Linked DNA regions of Homo sapiens: region 1 is linked to region 2. A link is an interaction called in ENCODE POLR2A ChIA-PET data of the cell type or tissue named here. Cell type or tissue: OCI-LY7. All regions are shown on one strand. Each heading gives the region's core, and the rest is flanking DNA. Links, peaks and the distances in the headings are about the cores only. Region 1 overlaps SHOC2 (SHOC2 leucine rich repeat scaffold protein). Region 2 overlaps MXI1 (MAX interactor 1, dimerization protein).

Evidence for each region. Peaks named below come from ENCODE experiments on the same cell type or tissue, not always from the same donor. Only the 100,000 strongest peaks of a DNase experiment are listed, where the experiment ranks them.
Region 1: POLR2A ChIA-PET joins it to region 2 with 5 read pairs; 3 of 35 experiments call an interaction of 5 or more read pairs at or near these places.

The regions. Positions count from the first base shown.
Region 1 is chr10:110,953,798-110,959,176 of GRCh38, forward strand. All of the region lies in intron 1 of SHOC2 (SHOC2 leucine rich repeat scaffold protein), which reads left to right. Among named protein-coding and RNA genes, the nearest start is that of MIR548E, 32 kb to the right of the region's middle. In OCI-LY7, for the core only: no CTCF peak of the experiment used is centred there; no DNase peak of the experiment used is centred there.
Region 2 is chr10:110,211,812-110,217,190 of GRCh38, forward strand. The region is part of intron 1 of MXI1 (MAX interactor 1, dimerization protein); the gene reads left to right. It overlaps LOC105378480 (a long non-coding RNA gene), which reads right to left. Exons shown (of 2, transcript XR_946315.4): 2 at 1,057-5,379. Among named protein-coding and RNA genes, the nearest start is that of MXI1, 6.9 kb to the left of the region's middle. RefSeq lists a silencer at 2,784-2,833. In OCI-LY7, for the core only: no CTCF peak of the experiment used is centred there; DNase peaks (open chromatin) are centred at 540 and 2,760; H3K4me3 peaks cover 1,900 bases; H3K27ac peaks cover 826 bases.

The sequences.
Region 1 (5,379 bases), core at 159-5,158, 740 kb after region 2:
ATATTTGGTGGATTGGGGGGAATAGAAAAGGAAATATACTTTAAAAATGGATATCTGGTGATACCTCTTCTATAGTATAAAAAGGAAAATTTTTAATTATATATAATTATTACTTTTTAATATATTTAACCTAAGTGAAGTCATCTATCTTGGTTTATTTTATTTTCTAATTTGGGTTGTCTATAAGCACTGATTTAGTTTTTGTTGACCAAAAATTTGTTGAAAAATTACATTTTTATTCTAAATAATTTGTATTCAGGAAAAGCTACTGTTTGCCTCTTTTTAAGGAAAAATAAGTCCATTGTTTTTGTGTATAATTTATTAATGTTTATATTCCAATTTAGTGTTCACAGTATATACTGTTAAAATATTTACTTATATTAATATTAAATATTACAAATTTAATTTCTTTTTTACTAAAAGATATTGTCCTAGAATAGAAATTGAAATATTTGAATTAATTACATGTTTTATTTTCTGATTATACATTTTTTAACATGAGAGAGGCAGCTTGGTTAGGGTGGCAGGAGTATATTGACTATGGAATCAGAAGACTTGGTCATCTAGAATCATCTCATTCACTACCTAGTTATATGATAAATGTTTATGTTAGCATCAAAATAAAGGGGTAGTATCAGCTAGCTTCTTTGCAGCAGATTCTCAAGTCACTTTGAAATTAAAAGTGCCTTTGAAATTAAAGTTTAAATGTTTTGTTATTTTAATATGGGTCTTAACTACTATAAAACAGGAACTGATAAAGATGCTAACAGTATATTTGTGAACAAGACAGACAAGGTCCCTTATCTTATGGAAGGAAGTCTTACAGAGCTTACATTCTTGCAGGGAAATGGGATGTATCATAAGCAAATAAACATAAAAGAGTAAAGTAATTTCATATACTAATAAATGTTATGAAGAAAATAAAACAGGATAGATGGTCAGAGAAGGCTTTATTTAAGGGGTGAAGCTTGAGGTGAGTCCTAAATATTATAAAGAGTCAGCCATGTGAAGACTGAGGAAGAACATTCCAGGCAGAGGAAACACAGACAAGGGCTTGAGGTAGGAAAGAAATTGATGTTTTCAAGGAACAGTAAGAGCAGTGTGACTGGGGAATAGTAAGCCAGTGAGAGATTGGTAAGAGGTAAGGTTGAAGAGACAGGCAGGGAAACCTTTTCCTAAAATATGTTAATTTTGAGATTTAATGGGGCAACTCTAAGATGTCTTTTCTTTACCTAATATTTGAAAAATTAGCCATTTCTAGTCCTCTGTAACATTTTGTGCTGCATACGGCGGTTAGAGAATTTGAGCAGGAGAGTAATATGAACTATTTGGATAAAAAGTGCTTTGTTCACTTTTTGGAGAATGGATTTAAAGTATGTGGGAATCAGCAGGCCAAGGTAGGAGACAAGGTAGTTCAAGAGAGAGACGATGAGAGCTTGGAGTACGGTGAAGGCAATGAATGTGGAGAGTAGACGATTTGTGATTCATTTTGACTAAAGTCCACCATGTTTGCCAAAGGTTTGGATATGGGAAATTAAGGAAGGAGGAATAGGAATAACTCTTAAGTTTCTTAAGTTTCTTGCTTAACTGAATGTTGTCTTTTACTGAAATGGAGCAGTTTGGGATAAAGATCTGATTTTGGAAGGAAATCAAGTTTGATGCAAATGAGGTAGGTTTTTAGTGAGATTGGGGGGGAAATCTATTGATTATCTCAGTTCAGTTTAAAAGACATTTATTGAGGTCTCTGTATGCAGAGTTTTGTGTAGACTCATTAACTGCTGACTTAATAAATTCATACTTGCGGTATCACGTGTGGGACATCTGTTAACCTGTAGTGTGAAAGGGAACTTCAGGGGGAAAATAGAATCTTTTAACCAAGAAATACATAATGTGACTTTGTGTCATTGCTCTGTTTTCTATAATTTTTGTTTCAACCAAAATATTATAATTTCTTTTTTACTAAAGTACATTGTCCTAGAGTAGAAATTGAAATATGAGACTTAATTACATGTTTTATTTTCTGATATTACAATGTTCATTCAACACTGAACAAAGTTCCTGTTCTCGTTGAAGAGTTAGGAGGAAGGAAGGGTATAAAGACATAAGGAACAATTAAGCAAATAAAATAATTTTAGATAATTTAAAGGTCATTGTCATCAAAATTGGAAGATATGACAGAGTTGTAAGTGATGGAAACTTATTAAATATATGCTTTTTAATTACATGGGTCACACAACCCAAATATATGGCTATGTATGGGTAGCACATGCACCAACATATGTAGAGAATTATAGACTTTGCAGAGTCACCTGTAATAGCTTCCTCTGGTATCTGCATGTGCCTAATTGCCTGAAATGACTCCTGTGGATCCAACAGGTTTTTTACATTTCATGTCTTTTTTTTTTTGAGACGGAGTTTCGCTCTTGTCACCCAGGCTGGAGTGCAATGGCGCTCACTGCACTCTGCCTGGAGTGGCTGGAGTCTCGGCTCACTGCAACCTCCGCCTCCCGGGTTCAAGTGATTCTCCTGCTCAGTCTCCCAAGTAGCTGGGATTACAGGTGCGCGCCAGCACACCTGGGTAATTTTTTTTGGTATTATTAGTAGAGACTGGGTTTCACCATGTTGGCCAAGCTGGTCTCAAACTCCTGACTACATTTCATACCTTAAGACCACTCTGCTTCTTTGGATATAGCTGCTTGCAATTCTGCTGCTTTGCCTAATGTCCTGTGATACTTTGCTGCTTTTTAAAAAACCTTTGTTTTTCACAGCAGTGCTCCTTGTCCTAAAATATGTTGAAATTGTGGAATAAAAAGTTTAAGACTTTTCCAGTTTGAAAACTCTTCTTACATGTTAAAAAATGATAGTCTTGTATAAAATGAATGTTTTAAATCTTACATTTATCTTGATCTGCTTGGGTTTAGATTGTCTGCCTCTGTTACCTTATATAATCATTGTGTTTTTCATGTTTATGAGAAATAAAAGAAAAAATAAATGATTGGGCCCTAGGAAAAATCCTTTTTTTTTTTAAATAACAAAGTATTCCGTTTAATGTTCCTTTTAATATATTGCCAGTGAAATATCTCGTAAGTAGCTTCTTCTTGTAAGAAAGTTAGCTATATTTGTAGCCTCTTTAATTGAAAGAAAAGGTTCTAGCTGACCTGCAGAATTAGACATCAGGGTACCTTTTCTGGTGAACCTGGAGCTTTGTTCAGAGATCAAGAAAACAAGCTCTTTATTGGGCATTTGCCCTAAGGCAACATTAACTTAATAGATATTTTCTTCCTGTAATTTGCTGATCTTTGTATTTAAGTTTGGAAATAGCAATATTCATAAATGGGTACCTTTGGTTGTAGTATTGTTCCATGCTTTCATACCATTTAAATGGTTCATCAAGATAAAATATGTTATTGTAGTCAGCAAGATTGGTTAGAATAGTGCCCTGAATATCAGTAGCTCTGTATTCTAGTTTCAGCAACTCAGTGACTCCAATATGTGCTTGAGTAAATCAGCTCATTTCTTTACTTCTCAAAGTCTTAGGACTGTTGTGATTGAAAGCTTATTGCTTTGTTTTGCCATAATTTACTATCTTTTTAGCTTTTTAATGCTCGTCTGTTATACCGACTCTTTGACTTAACATAGTTTTTTACCTGGTGTGTATAATGCCGCATGTATATGTTTGTGGATAAATGTAAATTCTCCTGCAGGAAGAACATCAGATTCTTAATCATGAAGATACCCCCCCCCCAGCCCACAATTTCCAACTCACTCTTCCAGTTTCTTGATCACTCCCTTTTCCTCTAATTATCTAAGAAACTAATGGCTTATTAGGTTCACTTTTTTCTCCTTACCAGCCCAAACTGTACTGTCTGGTCCCTTATTTTTCTGCCACACTTGCCCTGTGAATCCCCTCAACTTTAAATTAATTTAGGAATACAATTTAGATTGCCAAGTACAGTTTTGGAGATTGATGCCACGACAAATTAATGATATCAAAATTTATCAGACTCAGCAATTTTATTTATCTCTGGTCTATGTCCTCATACATTCCTTTTACTTCTTTCATCAACCCCTTAGCAAACTTTGCCTTTCATGTTCTCAACAGATTAATTTGCTTCTGTTTCACCAAACAAATATGATTCTGTATGTAACTGGAGATGATAATCCCACTTAACTCTCTTATTCCTCCTCCCTTCAAACAAACTTGTCTGTAGCTGAATCCATTCTCATTTTTTAATTGAAAGGAAAAAAGATCCGTCTTCTCTAAGGCTAAGTTTTCTGCCAGTATGCTACATATTTTTGACTACTCCTTCCTTCTAAAATTTAAATAGATGAACTGGCTGCTGCTTTGACAATACCCTTTCCTAGTTTATGTGTACCTCTGTTTCTCTTTGAGGCCTTTGTCTTCCATCCATTTCTTTCTTTCTTTTTTTTTTTTTAAGACGGAGTCTTGCTCTGTTGCCAGGCTGGAGTGCAGTGGTGCGATCTTGGCTCACTGCAACCTCTGTCTCCCAGTTCAAGCGATTCTTCTGCCTCAGCCTCCTGAGTAGCTGGGACTACAGGTGTGCACCACCACGCCCAGCTAATTTTTGTATTTTTAATAGAGACGGGGTTTCACCATGTTGGCCAGGATGGTCTCAATCTCCTGACCTCCTGATCCGTCTGCCTCAGCCTCCCAAGATGCTAGGATTACAGGCGTGAGCCACTGCACTTGGCCCATCCATCCATTTCTAAATATTTATCTTCCCCAGAGTACCAGTATCATCTTCTACATGCGTTTTGTGGATAGTCTCATCTGAAACCTTTGCTGTTGACACCAAAGCTGTATCTTTATTTCTAGCCCAGACCTCCCTCCTTTATTCTAAAATCACATTTTCAAGTGTGGACTAGACTAGAATCTAAGTATAAATTTGTTCAAAATTTTACTAATTTTCTTTTTTTTTTTGTTCCCTGTCTTGAATAATCATGCTGCCTCCACCTGATTTAAGCCGGCTACTCAGACATTACCCTGAATCCCTTCCTTCTCCCTACTCCTGTTCATCCCCAACTGCTTTCTGTTTCTAGAATTATTCCTATATTTTCCTAGTACCTTTGTAGTTTAAACCAATTGTTCTCAAGTACATCAGACCTAATATCCCATTTATGCAACATTCTGTAACACTTCCTTACTCTTAAAATGATAGTAACCTACATTATTTTTAAAAATCTATGTAATTTCTTAAAGGAGATATATAAGAAAAATATTGTACATTTTATATGTTATGTAAATGCTTAGGCACAATGATATTAGAAAAAAATGAAGAATTTATTATACATTTTATGTTTCAGTATTTAAGTGTTCAGGCACAATACCAGAAAGCAATGAAGAGCAAAAGTTTGTAC
Region 2 (5,379 bases), core at 133-5,132:
TCTCTACGGATCACAAATTGAAGGCCTCCAGAAATATTAATCATGAAGGCTGTGATCCTATTACCACAAATTCAGAAATTATATGTAAATAATCTCTGACATCATCACCTATATGCATTTTGAGTCCAGTGGAAGGGTGGGAATTAAGGACTGACTAATAAGTAGAAAAAGATCTTGGAAAAGGTTAAAACTAAAAGAGAAGAACAGATCCATAAAGGGATGTTATGTGCATAAGAGCCGACTGGCAGGTAAGTGAAACAAGCTGTGAGAGCAGGTAAGGTCTGGAGGAGAGAAATGGGCTTCCTAGTGTCTGGAGGAGGTTGCTTTGGAGGCAACACTTAAGATAGGGAAGGACGATCAGATGAGAGTAGAAAGCCATAAGGCTCCTTGGAGTGGATCACCTGGGTTTGAGGGTGGGGTGCTTTCCTAGGGGCACGGACAGCCCAAGAAACAGCCTGTTCCTCCTGGTAGAGGAAGCTGCTGTTGTGTGGTGTCATTTGGCCCCACCCTGCCTTCTGACTTAATCTCCTCTTCCTTGCCCTGAAACCTCTGTGTCTGTACAGCAGATCCACCAGCAAGCAGGCTTCACAGTCGAACCTCTGTGCTCGACTTAGACTCTTCCACTGTCTAGAATGCTTTCATTCTCTTACTCCCCTAGGGATATCTGTATCCTACCTTCTCTTCAAGACTTAGATCAGTTTCCACCTCCTCCAGGAAGCTTCCCCTAGCTATTTCAGCCCATTTGGCTCTATTTGTTAAGTCATTGTACTTGAGAGAATGAAACCTTTGCAGTCACATGGAGCAGGGCCCAGCTTGCTACTCTACTGCTTACTGGCTTTGTGACTTTGGACACAACTTACTTAGCCTGAGGTTCCATTTCCTTTTTGCAAAATGGGGATAACAATAGTATGACCCTCATATCATTGTCAAACAACTCAATGAGGCACTGCACTTAAATATTTAACGTACCTGAGATATAATAGGTGCTCAATAAATAGCAACTTCTCTGAGCTTTGATAATCAGTACCATGCACTTCTCTACTTGCTTCCTGTGTGTTAGCTTTACCTTTACAAGGAGTTTATTAGTAACTTAAGAGAAAAGATCACTTACAGTATTCAATGCATGTTACCCATTGCATATAGCACACCACTGGGCATACAGTAGTAGATCCTTAATATAAATGTTTTGATTGGTTAGATTTGTCATTTACTGCTAGCTATGGCACGAGGATCAGGTTTGGAGGCCAGGGGACACGTGACAGCCTTTCCGAAGATTTGGAGACGAGTCAGAAATACTGATCTCCAACTCCCTTGGGTGGTGAGACCAATCCCTGCAAGAAGATGATAGTTCAGACCTGAAGAGCTGAGACTGCATCCTGTGAACAGCTGTGACCCTGAGAAACAAATAAGAAAGAAGGAGACTAGAGTGACTTCTGCTGAAATCGAGGGCTTTGATGGCAACTAATGTTCAAGCTGGTCACGTTTTTGCATGGCAGCAATCTTATGAATTCATACATTCTTCAAATGTACATTGAATGTCTACTATGTGCAGATGCTTCTTTCTGAAAACTCTGTAGGTTGAAGTATGGTGGGGGTGGAGTAGGGTATTTGTCTTTAGTGGAGTTATGTGAAGAGCATTCTTAAATCAGGCCCTATTTCCTCTGCATCCCAAATTATGTTCCCCAGATTCAACTTATTTTTTCCAGTTTTAAATATGATCTCTGCTGACTGGTAAATACCAGAAGAAGGCTTTTTTGAGGATATTGTTACGGCTTTCAGAATCACGGAGCTCCCAAGGACTGTGTGTCCTGGAAAGGAGATCCAGGGAAAGGGGACAGGGCCTTGGAAGTTAGAGAAGTTGAATTGAGCCATTCCTGGTTTGGGAGCAAAAAGGAGGCTCCATTAGCTACCAAGGCAAAACAGTAGCTGCTCATCCATCTCTCATCTCTGATGGAAACAGTCTCCCACTGACACATCCAGAAATGGGGATTCATCTGGAGATGCCTGGGCAAAAGTCTAGAGGTGAAACTGAGGAAAATGAAGAGGGTGCTGGCGTGCAGCAGCAGCAACTAATTGTATGGCATAATATCAATAATGGCTACAATTTATTGAACACTGACTATATTCCAAGTATGGGGCTATGCATTCATTATCTCCCCTGATCTTCACAACAACCTTCTGATGGATGCAATTTTATTACCCTCTTTTACGGAGGAGGGAACTGAGGAGCAGGGATGCCAGGTAATTTGCCCAAAGGATATATAGCTAGTAAGTCGCGGAGCTGAGTTTTGAACTTAGGCCTCTGATTCCAGAGCCTGTGCTCTTAACCATATACACATGTACTCATTTCACAGCCAAGGAATGAAGTCCAGAGAAGTGAAATGACTTACTCAAGGTCACCCAGGAACCTGAAGCAGAGCTGGTATTTGAAACACCTTGTTTATTGTCCAAGGTCTTCCTGCACACACCTTGCTTAGAAAAGGTTTCGAAGTGAGGCTGGAGTCAGAAGAGCCAACCAGAGAGGCTTTTTTTCTTTTTTTGTCTTTCAGAGTTGTTCAACTCTCCTGGCCTTAACTCAAGTTTAGGGCTCCTAGGAAACACCACCCCCCTCCTGCTGCCTTTCCCAAGTCTGTCCTCTGGGCATATTAGAGGACTTGGGGCTGTTGCTATGGTACTGGGGCCAACAGCAGGTTCATCAAAAGCCGGGTCTTTTGCCTTTTGAAAAAAAAACCCAGCCCTGCAGAAGCGAATTGGCCACAAAGATTTGCATCAGTCATTGTGGCTTGTTCTGTTTTAGATCCCCCTGCCTCCCTACCCCACCCCCTCCTCCCTACCACCACCACTTTCTATAAATACAGTTGGATAAATATTGATTTAAACTGGGTTTCTGGAGGAGAAGCACATGCTTGCCCTGGCTTGGTCTTCACTTAGATACCACCAGTATGTCAGGCCTGACACACCTAACCCCCGACAGCTCTGGCTTCCAAATGTCCTGTTTTGGGGAGATGAATTGTGGTTTTGTGGCTTTTGAGTTTTTTTTTTTTTTTTTAAAGGAGAGAAAGAAAAAGAAATAAAAAAGTAACAACCCAGCAAGAAATGGGAGTCTTCCTGCAGAATGAGGAAAGCAATTTTCAGCAGGCAGAAATGGGGGAGCTTTATAGTAATATGGCCTCCTGAACCATTCTTCTCCCTTCCCATTTTTCTTTCTGCTCCACTTCAGTTTTTTTTTTTGTTTTTTTTTTTTTTTTGAGATGGAGTCTCACTCTGTTGCCCAGGCTGGAGTGCATTGGCACAATCTCAGCTCACTGCAACCTCCACCTCCTGGGTTCAAGTGATTCTCCTGCCTCAGCCTCCCAAGTAGCTGGGACTACAGGTGGTTGCCACCACGCCTGGCTAATTTTTGTATTTTTAGTAGAGACAGGTTTTCACCATGCTGGCTAGGCTGGTCTTGAACTCCTGACCTTGTGATCTGCCCACCTTGACCTCCCAAAGTGCTAGGATTACAGGCGTGAGCCACCACACTGGGTCCAGGTTTTGTTTTTAAAGGAGGCAGGTATTAGCACAGAGCATCAGGGCCAGAAGGAGCCCCAGAGGTCACAGAGCATCCATCATCTGTACAGTCATGGAGTCTGAGACCCAGAGAGGGACACTGGCTTGCCCAAGATGACACAGCAGAGGCAGAACCAGGTCCTTCTGGGCTGTGTTCCCTCCTACCTGATACGAGAATGGGTTCCAGGTAGAGTCCCAACCTGGGCATTTGTTTCACAGGTCCAGTGCTCATAAAGTCAGCAATTTTCAAACCTGGTTTACTGATCCCAGGGTGTGTCCGGTTATTGCAAAGGTCATTGCAACATTCTCAATAGTCTTTCAAAATGAAGCTAATTTCAATTTGCCATACTTAGAAAAATACTATCTTTTACATTTGGGGGCTGGGAGGAGGGAGGAGCTAGAAGGTGGTGGCAGTGATGAGGTGGCTATCCCAAGCCTTGACTGAGGAGGAGGAATTCAAGTCTTGGAGGATCCTTCTGGAGGTGGAGCTCTAGGCTCACAGTGGGGAGAGAGAAAAAAAAGAGAGGGAGGGAGGATGGAAGGGAACGGGAGAGGCTTCAATTCCCTGTCCCAAGGACAGACACCTGCTCTCTGGCTCTTCTAACTTAAAGGAAGCAATTGTCTCTGATGTCATTGTACCCGAGTGGCCTGGCTAGAGGTGTTAAAGCTGTCAACAGCTGACTTGATCTTTGTGGTCAAAAATAATGGGCATTTGCCATCATCATGCTGAGCAGGAGGCTCCTTCTTTGCTTCCTCATCTTGGCAGAAGTGTGCTGGGCCCCTTGCTTATGAAATGTTTTGAAAGTTCAGGTGACCCTTGGTTTGAGCAGTACGCTCCAGGGAATATATGTAAACAGAATCCTTTTTCAAAAAAATTTAGAGAAACTCTCTTGAAAAGCCCTTGTGGCAACTATTTTGGTAAGATGTGGAATTATGTTGTGAGCCATTCTCCCTAAATTTGTGTTTATTCATTCATTAATTAAACCAGTACATAAGGAGTACATACTTGCTTAATGGGAGGCACTGTGCTAGGTCTTGGAGGTAGAGTCCTTGCCCTCATGGAGTGTATTATTCCAGTGCCAGGTTTTAGAGGTAGAGTTCCTGTCTTCATGGAGTGTACTGTTCCACTGCCAGGTTTTAGAACTTCACTTGTCTTAAAGTGAACCCCAACAATGCAGGATGGCATTTGACTTGAGTATTTTTGTCTTTGGTTCTAGCTATCATTATAGACAGAATAAAAATTTAGCCTGGGCTTCCAAAAGGAGTAGTTCTTTCCCTCCCTGTCTCCCCTATCTGTGTTTAATGTTTTTTTTTTTTTTTTTTTTGGAGACAGGGTCTTGCTCTGTTACCCAGGCTAGTACAGTGGCACAATCTCAGCTCACTGCAACCTCTACCTCCTGGGCTCAAGTGATCCTCCTGCCTCAGCCTCCCGAGTAGCTGGGACTATAGGTGTGTGCCACCTTGCCCCACTGATTTTTTGTATTTTCTGTAGATACAAGGTTTTGCTATATTGTCGAGGCTGGTCTCGAACTCCTGGGCTCAAGCCATCGACCCACCTCGGCCTCCAAAAGTGCTGGGATTACAGGCATGAGCCACCGTGCCCGGCCTACAATCCTTTGTGTTTTTGTGTTTGTCCTTGTAATTTCTACAGATGTTTTTTTTTTCTTTCACTGCCTGAGCTTAGGAAACTGTGTAAGCAACCTTGTAAGTAAATACATTCCACTCGCAGTTCTTTACAGATAGGGGCCTTCTGCACTTGGAGGATTGTCCACACCAGCATTCCTCCCAAGTCCACTCTCCTGTACAACATGCTCTTGGCCACAGACCTCT